Regions from separate parts of the Homo sapiens genome. Here region 2 is linked to region 1. A link is an interaction called in ENCODE POLR2A ChIA-PET data of the cell type or tissue named here. Cell type or tissue: GM12878. All regions are shown on one strand. Links, peaks and the distances in the headings refer to the core of each region. The heading gives the core; the rest is flanking DNA. Region 1 overlaps SEC14L1 (SEC14 like lipid binding 1). Region 2 overlaps SEPTIN9 (septin 9).

Region 1 (5,378 bases), core at 73-5,072:
TCAGGCTGGGGCAGATGGACACCAAAGGCTTGGTGAGAGCGCTCGGGGAGGAAGCCCTGCTGAGATACGTAAGTGCGCGGCTGCGAGACTCCAGGTGCCACTGTGGCGTCACTTTTTTTCTCTGCCAGTAGGATTGGGGTGTTAACCAGCCTGTTAGAACAAACATGAATTGCTTATGTAGTTAGGACTGAAAATATATTAATATCGTCTTAAAATTTCAAAAGGAGACACAGAAGTTATAAAAGTGTTTCTCACAGTGGAAGCGTCAGTGAGGCAGTCAGGGTCTCCCCCGAGATGCCTGTGTAGCAGCAGTTTGAGTCTTTTCATTCACTCCCATGTGGAATTGCCCTCTCTTGGGACGCCACTCACAGCAGACCTCTTGATAGCATTCTTTCCACTGGCCCTTCGTTAACGCGAGCTCTTGGCGTCTTTCTCCAGACCCTCCTGAATGCCTGCTGACCCATCATCTCGCTGACTCCAGCCAGGCCCCGCTCCACTGCTGCCGCCATTGGCAGCTGTGCTTCCCCCTCCCAGAGAAGAAGATGGTCCTTCAATTTGAAAACAAACAGAAACTTAAAAGACGTATTTATAGCCCCATTATCCTGAAATACGCATTTTTGGCTTTATTTTTTATTATGTTTTTTGAGACGGAGTTTCACTCTTGTTACCCAGGCTGGAGTGCAATGGTGTGATCTTGGCTCACTGCAACCTCCACCTCCCAGGTTCGAGTGATTCTCCTGCCTCAACCTCCTGAGTAGCTGGGATTTCAGGCACCCGCCACCATGCCCAGCTAATTTTTTCATATTTTTACTAGAGACGGGGTTTCACCATGTTGGTCAGGCTGGTCTCGAACTCCTGATCTCAGGTGATCCTCCCGCCTTGGCCTCCCGAAGTGCTGGAATTACAGGCTTGAGCCACCCTGCCCAGCCAGCTTTTTTTTTTTTTTTTTTTTTTTTTTTAAAGAGACATCGTCTTACTCTGTTGCTGAGGCTGGGGTACAGTGTACAGTGTCTATTCGTGGGTGTCATCACGACTCACTGCAGCTTCAAACTGCTGTCCTCAAGCAGTCCTCCCACCTCGGCCTCCTGAGTAGCTGGGACTACAAGCACCACCACTGAGCCTGGCTCACTGTTGGCATTCCCTTGTGTATTGTGTTAGTCTGCCCCCACCGCTATGTGTGTTTATATATCCCCACATGCACACGTTCACACATAAAGATAGGGATGGACTTTATCTACAGGGGAGGGGTTTATTAACCTAAAGCAAAGGATCGCTTGAGCCATGCCTTACATCTGTTCTCAGGCTGCCTTTTCTCTTGGCGGGCACATGTGGTATCAGAGTGTTCTCACACTCACAGACATTCATCTCCTGTTCCCATGCACTTGTTCTGAAGACAGAGCCCCAGAGCCAGGCCCCTGCTCATCTGGGGATACCTCTGTGCTTCACTTTGGATAGCCGTTACCTTTGCCACACATGACAGTGTTTATTCTCTTTCAAAAGTAGAATTTATTTGTTGGTGGTGATGTGTTTAGCGCATGTGAATGTGTAAGAAAATCTCCATAGGTGACTTTTTTGATTTACATGCTTATCTGTAATACGCTGTTAGTGTCCCTCTTCCATAGCTGGACGCGGTAGTTTTAGCCTTAAACTAATCATGGTAAATTTTCATGCCCTTTTGTATGTAGGTTCTCTCCATAAATGAAGAAGGGCTAAGGCGATGCGAAGAGAATACAAAAGTCTTTGGTCGGCCTATCAGGTAGATGTGGGATTTTGTTTTTCCTTTCAACTTACTGAGAAAACGAATTAAATATTTCTAGTTGATTTTTGGAATTAAAATCTACTTATTATTTTCCAAGGTGCTCTAAAAGGTAGACAAGAAGTGAACATGTAATATGCCAGTGACGAGGGACAGACAGTTAGTGTTTTTTGACCCCAGGCATTGCTGTGACGTCAGCCAGAGTGGGTTGGCCTGTCTGCTTAGTCTGTGCGGGCCGCAGGAGCCCAGGGCTGCAGATCGTTTGCTTGTTTTTGCCTCCCCTCCCCACCCAGATGACTCTGTGTTCTTAAACCAAGCTCTAAGTTACAGTAAAGAGTTCTGAAAATGTTTAGTGATTCAGAGGTTGACATTGATAAGGGTGTAGATGGTTCACTGGGATGTAAGTTCCATGAGAACAGGGTTTTTGAGGGCCTTTTGCTGACTGCTGTATTCTCAGCTCCTGGGACAGTGCTTGCCTCTCTCTCTGTTGAAGCATAGCCCACTGCAGTTCAGATGCAATATGTGTTAAAATACCAGCTGTGTGCCCTGTTGATGGCAGGTTGGGGGGTGGTTTAGCACGTCGAGGACAGCACACTGTGGCTTTGCTTGCCGGCTCACTGAGCATATCTGAGAGAGCTTTTCGTGCATTATCAGTCAGCCTTAATTGCAGTTTCAGGCCTTGGTCCTACCACACTGATCCTGTGTGTTTTGTACAAGTAGATATAAACAGGGTTCATAGCACTATACATAGCACTATAATTTAAAAAAATTGATTATGATGTATTTGGAAATAGCTATAAATGACCAAAAAGGAAGAAAATAAGACACAGTTTGCTAAGTGTGCTGTCTGTTGAATGAAACACATCTCTGCACAACCTGCAGCTCATGGACCTGCCTGGTGGACTTGGAAGGGCTGAACATGCGCCACTTGTGGAGACCTGGTGTGAAAGCGCTGCTGCGGATCATCGAGGTGGTGGAGGCCAACTACCCTGAGACACTGGGCCGCCTTCTCATCCTGCGGGCGCCCAGGGTATTTCCTGTGCTCTGGACGCTGGTGGGTTGAGATGCTTTTTGCAGTAACTGTGAGCCATTTGGAAAGCAGATAACATGCATTCATATACACGTGTCTGTGACCTAAAGTCTTAACTTCTTAGGAAAAAAAACAATAACATGCAAAGATATAAAATTTCTCAAATTGTTTAAGAAAGGGGAAAAACAAAATGTGAGTGTCCTAATGCCATGCAAATAGACTTTACAGAAGAAGTATATAAACTTGAATGTCTTCCCCCCACCCTCCCACTCAGAATACCACATTGTCATTTTAATCTTGGACACTCAGGCAGCAGAGAAATATGACTGCATGGTCTTCTCCTCCTCACAGGTTAGTCCGTTCATTGATGACAACACCAGAAGGAAGTTCCTCATTTATGCAGGAAATGACTACCAGGGTCCTGGAGGCCTGCTGGATTACATCGACAAAGAGATTATTCCAGATTTCCTGAGTGGGGAGTGCATGGTATGTCCTGAGGCGAGGAACTGCACATTTGGCCCCTTATGCAGGTGGGAGAGGTCGGTGTCGATTTGCACAAATGATTTTCAGAACTTCCAGTTGTTTGGATGTTTTGTTTTTGTTTTGTTTCTTTTGGCCGCCATTTCTCTGATCCAGGGTTAAGCTAAAGAGAACCATTGAAGTAATTGTTGATACTGTACATTTCTTCATTGTTAAATACGAATGAGAATTCGTAGAATCAAATACGATTGCAGCTTGCTTTGATTCACACGGCTTTGTGTGAATCAGATCTTTAAACAATTTTAGAGGAGCTGTCATATTTTCTAAAATACTGTTAAAAAATTGAATCAGTTCTCAAAATTTCCCACCCGCCCCTCCCCGTCCTTTTTTTTATGGAGACAGGGTCCGGCTCTGTCACCCAGGCTGGAGTGCAGTGGTGCGATCACAGCTCAGCAGCCTGACTTGGTGGGCTCAGGTGATCCTCCCACCTCAGCCACCCAAGTAGCTGGGACTGTAGGCGTGCACCACCATACCCAGCGAATTTTTTGTAGAGGCAGAGTCTCACTATTTTGCCCCAGACTGGATGACATTTTTGGTTTTTTTTTTTCTTCTTGAGATGGAGTCTTGCTCTGTTGCACAGGCTGGAGTGCAGTGGTGCAATCTCAGCTCACTGCAGCCTCCGCCTCCCAGATTCAAGCGATTCTTCAGTCTCAGCCTCTGGAGTAACTGGGATTACAGGCATGCGCCACTACCCACAGCTAATTGTTTTATTTTTAGTAGAGATGGGGTTTCACCATGTCAGCCAGGCTGGTCTCAAACTCCTGACCTCAAGTAATCCGCCCACCTCGGCCTTCCAAAGTGCCGGGATTACAGGCATGAGCCACCATGCCTGGCCTGGATAACATTTTTAAAGTAAAAAAACGAAGGGAAGTGGTTCTCAACATACGTTTGGGGTTTTTAATATACTGAGTTGCTGGGTAATGAAGCAGAGGCCTCCACTTCTATATCCTGTACTCAGAGAAGCTCAGAACCTTGGGGTCCTTATAGGCTTCTAGCCCATGGTGCACAGTTGTGTCTTGGGAGCATTACGGAAGCCAGAGCCTCTAGAAGTCCCAGTGACTTGTTCCATGGCACACGGCGGTGGCTGAACTCAGCAGGGAGTGAAGCTCCTTTTCAGAAGGGCTCTCTAGTCATCCTTCATATGAAAAGTTACCCGTTTGGAATGTGTACCCACTGGGTTTGACTCAGGTATTTAGCTAATGAATTGGACATTCAGGGGACTTTGGACTTTCTGAATGGTTAGAGAAATTTAGAAAACAAATGAATTTAGCTTTCACTTCATCAGTTCCACTTTAAGGAAATTACAGGCATCATCACAGTACAATGCAAAGAGCAAGTAAGTTACAGTAAAGGTTATAGGACCAGAATTTAGCAAGCGCCTATGAGGTTAAACCGCAGGCTCAGGTTCGTAGAAACCTCTGAACTCCTTTCATGATATGAGCTAGCCATCCCGTGTTGTTGCTGCTTCCAATTATGACACGAAGAATTGAGCTGGAGCCCAAGGAGACCTGCCTCACCGCGTTGTGCCTGTTTGTCACATGCCGACCTCCGTAGTGTGTTTGCGGTGCTGAGCGTCTTTGTGGTTAATTGAACTGTCCAAAAACTTGGGCCTTCTAAGGCTTCTTCACCTCTCTCCTGAGCTGCTGTTGAGGCTGATTGTTGAAAGGAGGTTGTTCCCTCCTGCTCTCTGGTGGCCGGAGGTTACTAACCAGCGGGCAGTCTGGTATTTTTCCACCACGACATCACTGCTTTGACACTTATGCTGTACTGCAGGCTGAAGACTGAAATGTTTATTTTCTATGTAGTTGCTTCCCAAGGCTAATAGAACGAGGACTTCGATTTTATGAACTTTAGTGTGGAGTCATTGTGTCAAGGTCAATTAGGAGATTTATGTTATGTACAAGTTCTAATTCAACTTGTTTCAGGCAAATTCAAAAGAAGTTCTTCATTAGTTTTTGGCTGGTGTTATAGACCAGTCATTTGACTTTAGACAGAAAACATTATTCATTGATTCTGTATCTTCACTATAATTCCCTATCATAAAAATAATGC
Region 2 (5,378 bases), core at 266-5,265, 140 kb after region 1:
GAGATAGAGTTTGTTTTGCCTTATGCAAGAGGACTCTAAGGAGTATAGAAAGAGCAAATATGAGAAGCAGCTACTTTAGAAGAAAACATAGGAGGAAAGCTTCGTGACATTGGAGTTGGCAATGCTTTCTTGGATGTGACACCGAAAATACAACAAAAGAAATAAATGATAAATTGGACTTCACCAAAACTTAAAACTTTTGTGCATCAAGGAATACTACCAATGGCGTGAAAAGGAAATCCACAGAATGGAAGAAAGTATTTGAAAATCGTATATCCGATAAAGGACTAGTATCCAGAATATATAAAGAACTCCTACAACTAAGCCACAAAACAAAAAAAAACAACCCAGTGAACAGACATTTTTCCACAGAAGACATACCAATGGCCAAGAAGCACAGGAAGAGATGCGCAGTGTCACTAATCATCAGGGAAATGAAAATCAAAGCCACAATAAAATATGATTTCACACCCTTTAAGGTGGCTGTTAGCCAAAACATGGATAACAGCAAGTGTTGGCAAGGATATGGAGAAATTGGAGCCCCGTGCACTGCTGGTGGGAATGTAAAATGGTGCAGCTGCTGTGGAAAAGATATAACAATTGCTCAAAAAATTAAACTCAGAATGACCATAACATCCAGTGATTCCACTTCTAGATGTATACTCCAAAGAACTGACAGCAGGGACTTGAACAGGTGTGCTACATTCTTGTTTGTAGCAGCACTTTTCCCATAACCAAAAGATGCAGGCAACCCAGGTGTCCACCAGCGGATGAATGAACAGACAAAATGTGGTCCATCTGTACAGTGGAATATTATTCTGCCTTAAAAAGGAAGGAGAGGCCAGGTGTGGTGGCTCACGCCTGTAATCCCAGCGCTTTGGAAGGCCGAGGTGGGCAGATCACTTGAGGTCAGGAGTTTGAGACTAGCCTGGCCAGCATGGCGAAACCCTGTCTCTGCTAAAAATACAAAAATTAGCCAGGCATGGGGGCATGTGCCTGTAATCCCAGCTACTAGGGAGGCTGAGGCAGGAGAATCGCTTGAACTAGGGAGGTGGAGGTTGCAGTGAGCCGAGACCATGCCACTGCACTCCAGCTTGGGCGACAGAGCAAGACTGCCTCAAAAAAAAAAAAAAAAAAAAAAAAAAAGGAGATTCTGACACATGCTATAGCATAGATGAGCCTTGAAGACATGCTAAGTGACAGAAGCCAGACATGAAAAGACAAATACTGTATGATTTCACTTTTATGAGGTCCCTAGAGTAGTCAAATTCAGAGAGACAGAAAGTGGGATGGAGGTTGCCAGAGGCTGGGGGAAGGGAGAATGAATGGGAAGTTGGTGTTTAATGGGGATAGAATTGCAGTTTGGGAAGATGAGATGGATGGTGGTGATGGTTACACAACAGTGTGAATGTGCTTCATGCCACCAAACTGCACACCTGAAAATGGTTAAAATGGTAAATTTTCTGTGATGGATACTTTAAGGCATGTATGCAAACACACAGAAGCAGTTACTACCACTGGGGTTGATGGAAAAGAAACCAAGAACTCGGAGCGTCCTCCACACCTTGCCACGTCTTACGTTCAGGCCTTGTTGGAGAGTGTGTGACTGCCACAGAAACCTGCAGCCTACTGGTAACAAAAAGGTTCTTGCCAGAAGGTGTAGAAAGAGTGGATCTGCAGGATCAGCTTACTGGGTAGCCGAGAAACCTACTAGAGGGTATGGGTGGGCAGGAGCTGGGTGTCTGAGAAGTTTGCTGAGGTCCCATTGGGCTAGAGCTGGGGTGCTGGAGAAACTCAGTACAGAGCAGGCCCCACTGGGCACACGCCACTGGCAGCTGTGCCTTCAGAGGAAAAAGAGACCCTGGAACCAGGAAGAGAAGCTGCTACCTCAGCAAGGCCTGGCAGCTCCCCACAGTGTTGTCCCCTGTGGATAGAGCCTGACATGACTGTATTTGGCCAAGGAGAAAGACTCATAAGGCCTCGGTCCAGTATCACGGAGCGGGGCCTGGCAGGATGTATGCAGAGTTAAGAGGCAATACATGGGTAACTGGCATATTTTTCCAGATTCTTTGTTTTTTTTGTTGTTTTGTTTTGTTTTGTTTTGTTTTGTTTTGTTTTGAGAGAGCATCCTGCTCTGTTGCCCAGGCTGGAGTGCAGTGGCATGATCTAGGCTCACTGCAACCTCCACCTCCCGGGTTCAAGCCATTCTCCTGCCTCAGCCTTCTAAGTAGCTGGAGATGCCCACCATGCCCAGCTAATTTTTGTATTTTTAGTAGAGACAGGGTTTCACCATGTTGGCCAGGCTGGTCTTGAACTCCTGATCTCAGGTGATCCACCTGCCTTGGCCTCCCAAAGTGCTGGGATTACAGGCGTGAGCTACACTGCACCTGGCCCATTTTTCCAGATTCTTAAAGCAGATCCTTAGGTCTTTTTTTTTTTTTTTTTTTTTTTTTTTTTACTTCTTTTCTAATATAAGCACTTACAGTTTCCCTCTAAGCACTAGCTTCAGCCTACGTATTTTAGTATGCTGTGTTTTCATTATCATTTCATTTGAAATATTGTAAAATTTTTCTTGTGATTTCCTCTTTGACTCATGGGTTATTTAGAAGTATGTTGTTTAATTTGCAAATAGTCAAGGCTCCTCTGAGTATCTTAGAGCTATTGATTTCTAATTTAATCTTACTTTGGCCAGACAAGCATATTTTGCATGCTTTTAAAATTTGAGACTTATGGCCCAGAATGTGTATCTTGGTGAATGCACTGTTTTCACTTGAGAAAAAAATATGTATATATATTCTAGACTTCCTGAGTATAGAGCTTTATAACTGCTGATTAGGTCAATTGCTAGTTACCAGTGTTCTTCAGATTATCTGATGCTTGTTTCTCAGATGTTGAGAGAATGGTGTTTGCTATGGCCTACCTGTTTGTGTCCCCCAAAATTCATATGTTGGAGCTTAATCTCTGGTGCAGTGGTGTTGGGAATTGGGGCATCAGGGAAGTATTGGCTCATGAGGGCAGAGTCATCGTGAATGGGATTAGTCCCTTCTGCCATGTGGGGACACAGCAGGAAAAGGACATCTCTGAAGCAGGGAGCTAGCTCTCACCAGACACTGAGCACCCTGATTTTGGACTTCCCAGCCTCTAGAACTGTGAGCACTACAATCTGTTTATAAATTACCCAGCCTAAGGCATTTTGTTTTAACATCCTGAATGAACTGAGGTGGTGTTAAAATCTCCAACTATGCATCCAGGCGCAGTGGCTCACACCTGTAATCCCAGCACTTCAGGAGGCCAAGGCGGGTGGATCACCTGAGGTCAGGAGTTTGAGACCAGCCTGGACAACATGGTGAAACCTTGTCTCTACTAAAAATACAAAAATTAGCTGGGCGTGGTGGCAGGCTCCTGTAATCCCAGCTACTCGGGAGGCTGAGGCAGGAGAATCGCTTGAACCCAGGAGGTGGAGGTTGCAGTGAGCCGAGATTGCACCATTGTACTCCAGCCTGGGCAACAAGAGTGAAACTCCGTCTCAAAAAAAAAAAAAAAGAGTCTCCACCTATGATTGTGGAATTGCCCATTTCTCCCTTTAATTCTTTCAGGTTTTATATCATGTATTTTGAAGCTCCTTTGGTTAGGTGCATACACATTTATGATTATAATGGTGTCTCGATGAACTGATCATTTAACCATGATGAATGTATTCCTTTATCTCGTAATAATTTTATCTTGGACTCAACTTTATTGATATTTATGTAGCCTCTCCAGCCTTCTTAAACATGCTGTTTGGGATGCATAAGAAGGCTGGAGAGGCTTATGGAGAAACTTATGATGGTTTGACTTACAGTTTTTCAACTTTACCATGGTGCGAACGTGGTATGTATACAGTAGAAACTGTACTTTAAGTATGTGTGAAACCATTGTGTTTCTCACTTTCAGTACAGTATTCAATAACTTACATGAGATAGTCAACACTTTATTATAAAATAGGCTTTGTGTTTGTTGATTTTGCTCAACTGTAGGCTGAAGTAAGTGTTCTAATCATGTTAAGGTAGGCTAGGCTAAGCTAGAATGTTCGGTAAGTTAGATGTATTAAGTGCATTTTTGAGATGATATTTATTTTCCACTTATGATGGGTTTGTCAAGACATAACTCCATCATCATTCAAGCAGCATCAGTATGTCTTTTTCCAAACAGAAAATTTCAACCTGTGTTTATACTGAAACAGCATCTTTTGTAGATAGTATATAGTTGAGTCTTGCTATTTTATTCATTCTGACAGCCTCCGCCTTTTAATTGGAATATTCAGGCTATTTCTGTTTAACATAGTTATAGATATGACTGGGTTTAGAGCTACTACCTTGCTCTTTGATATTTATTTCTTTCATCTTGCTTTCTTGGCTTCTTTTATGTTAATTAAGTATTTTTTAGAATTCTATTTTAATTTATGTTTTTTTTTTTTTTTTTTTTTTAAGACAGAGTCTCACTCTGTTGCCCAGGCTGGAGTGCAATAGCATGATCTTGGCTCACTGCAACCTCTGCCTCCTGGGTTCAAGTGATTCTCCTGCCTCAGCTTCCCTAGTATACTGGGATTACAGACGCCTGCCACCACGGCCGGCTAATTTTTGTATTTTTAGTAAAGACGGGGTTTCACCATGCTGGCCAGGCTGGCCTCGAACTCCTGACCTCAGGCGATCCGCCCACCCTGGCCTCCCAAAGTGCTGGGATTACAAGCGTGAGCCACTGAGCCCGGCCTGTTTTGACTTTTTAATTGTATCTCTTTGTATTGCTATTTTAGTAGTTACTTTATAGATTCTATTGCACATTCTTAGCTTTTCACAGTCTACTTAGAATTAACATTGTTTTTCTTCATGGAAAAAAAGTGTAAGAACTAGGCAATCCTATGGGTTCATTTACCACTTTCCATCCTGTATGTGATGGTTGTTAGATATTTACTACATCCATACACATTGTAAACTAGACAATACAATAAGGAAATTTTTGCTTTAAACAGCCCCATGCATTTTAAAGAAATTAAAAGTAAAACAGAATCTTTTCTATTTGCCCATGTATTTGCTATATCCTGTGCTCTTCATTCCTTCCTGAAGAGCTGAGTTCCCATCTGGTCTCATTTCCCATGATCTTGGAGAACTTGCTTCACGGTTTTTGTAGTGCAGGTTTGCAGACAGCTAATTCCCTTTCATTTTCACTTATCTGCAAATCTTTATTTTGCTGTCATTCTTTCTTTTTTTATTTTTATTTTTATTTTTGAGACAGAGTCTCACTCTGTCTCCCCACAGGCTACAGTGCAATGGTGTGATTTCAAAACTCCTGCCCAATCTCAACTCACCAACCTTCTCCTCCCGGGCTCAAACGATTCTCCT

The links. Peaks named below come from ENCODE experiments on the same cell type or tissue, not always from the same donor. Only the 100,000 strongest peaks of a DNase experiment are listed, where the experiment ranks them.
Region 2: POLR2A ChIA-PET joins it to region 1 with 6 read pairs; 3 of 35 experiments call an interaction of 5 or more read pairs at or near these places.

Annotation. Positions count from the first base shown.
Region 1 is chr17:77,203,591-77,208,968 of GRCh38, forward strand. It overlaps SEC14L1 (SEC14 like lipid binding 1), which reads left to right. Exons shown (of 17, transcript NM_001143998.2): 10 at 1-68; 11 at 1,686-1,756; 12 at 2,639-2,810; 13 at 3,138-3,272. Among named protein-coding and RNA genes, the nearest start is that of LACAT1, 48 kb to the right of the region's middle. In GM12878, for the core only: no CTCF peak of the experiment used is centred there; a DNase peak (open chromatin) is centred at 2,301; H3K27ac peaks cover 1,748 bases.
Region 2 is chr17:77,343,851-77,349,228 of GRCh38, forward strand. All of the region lies in intron 2 of SEPTIN9 (septin 9), which reads left to right. Among named protein-coding and RNA genes, the nearest start is that of MIR4316, 51 kb to the right of the region's middle. In GM12878, for the core only: no CTCF peak of the experiment used is centred there; no DNase peak of the experiment used is centred there.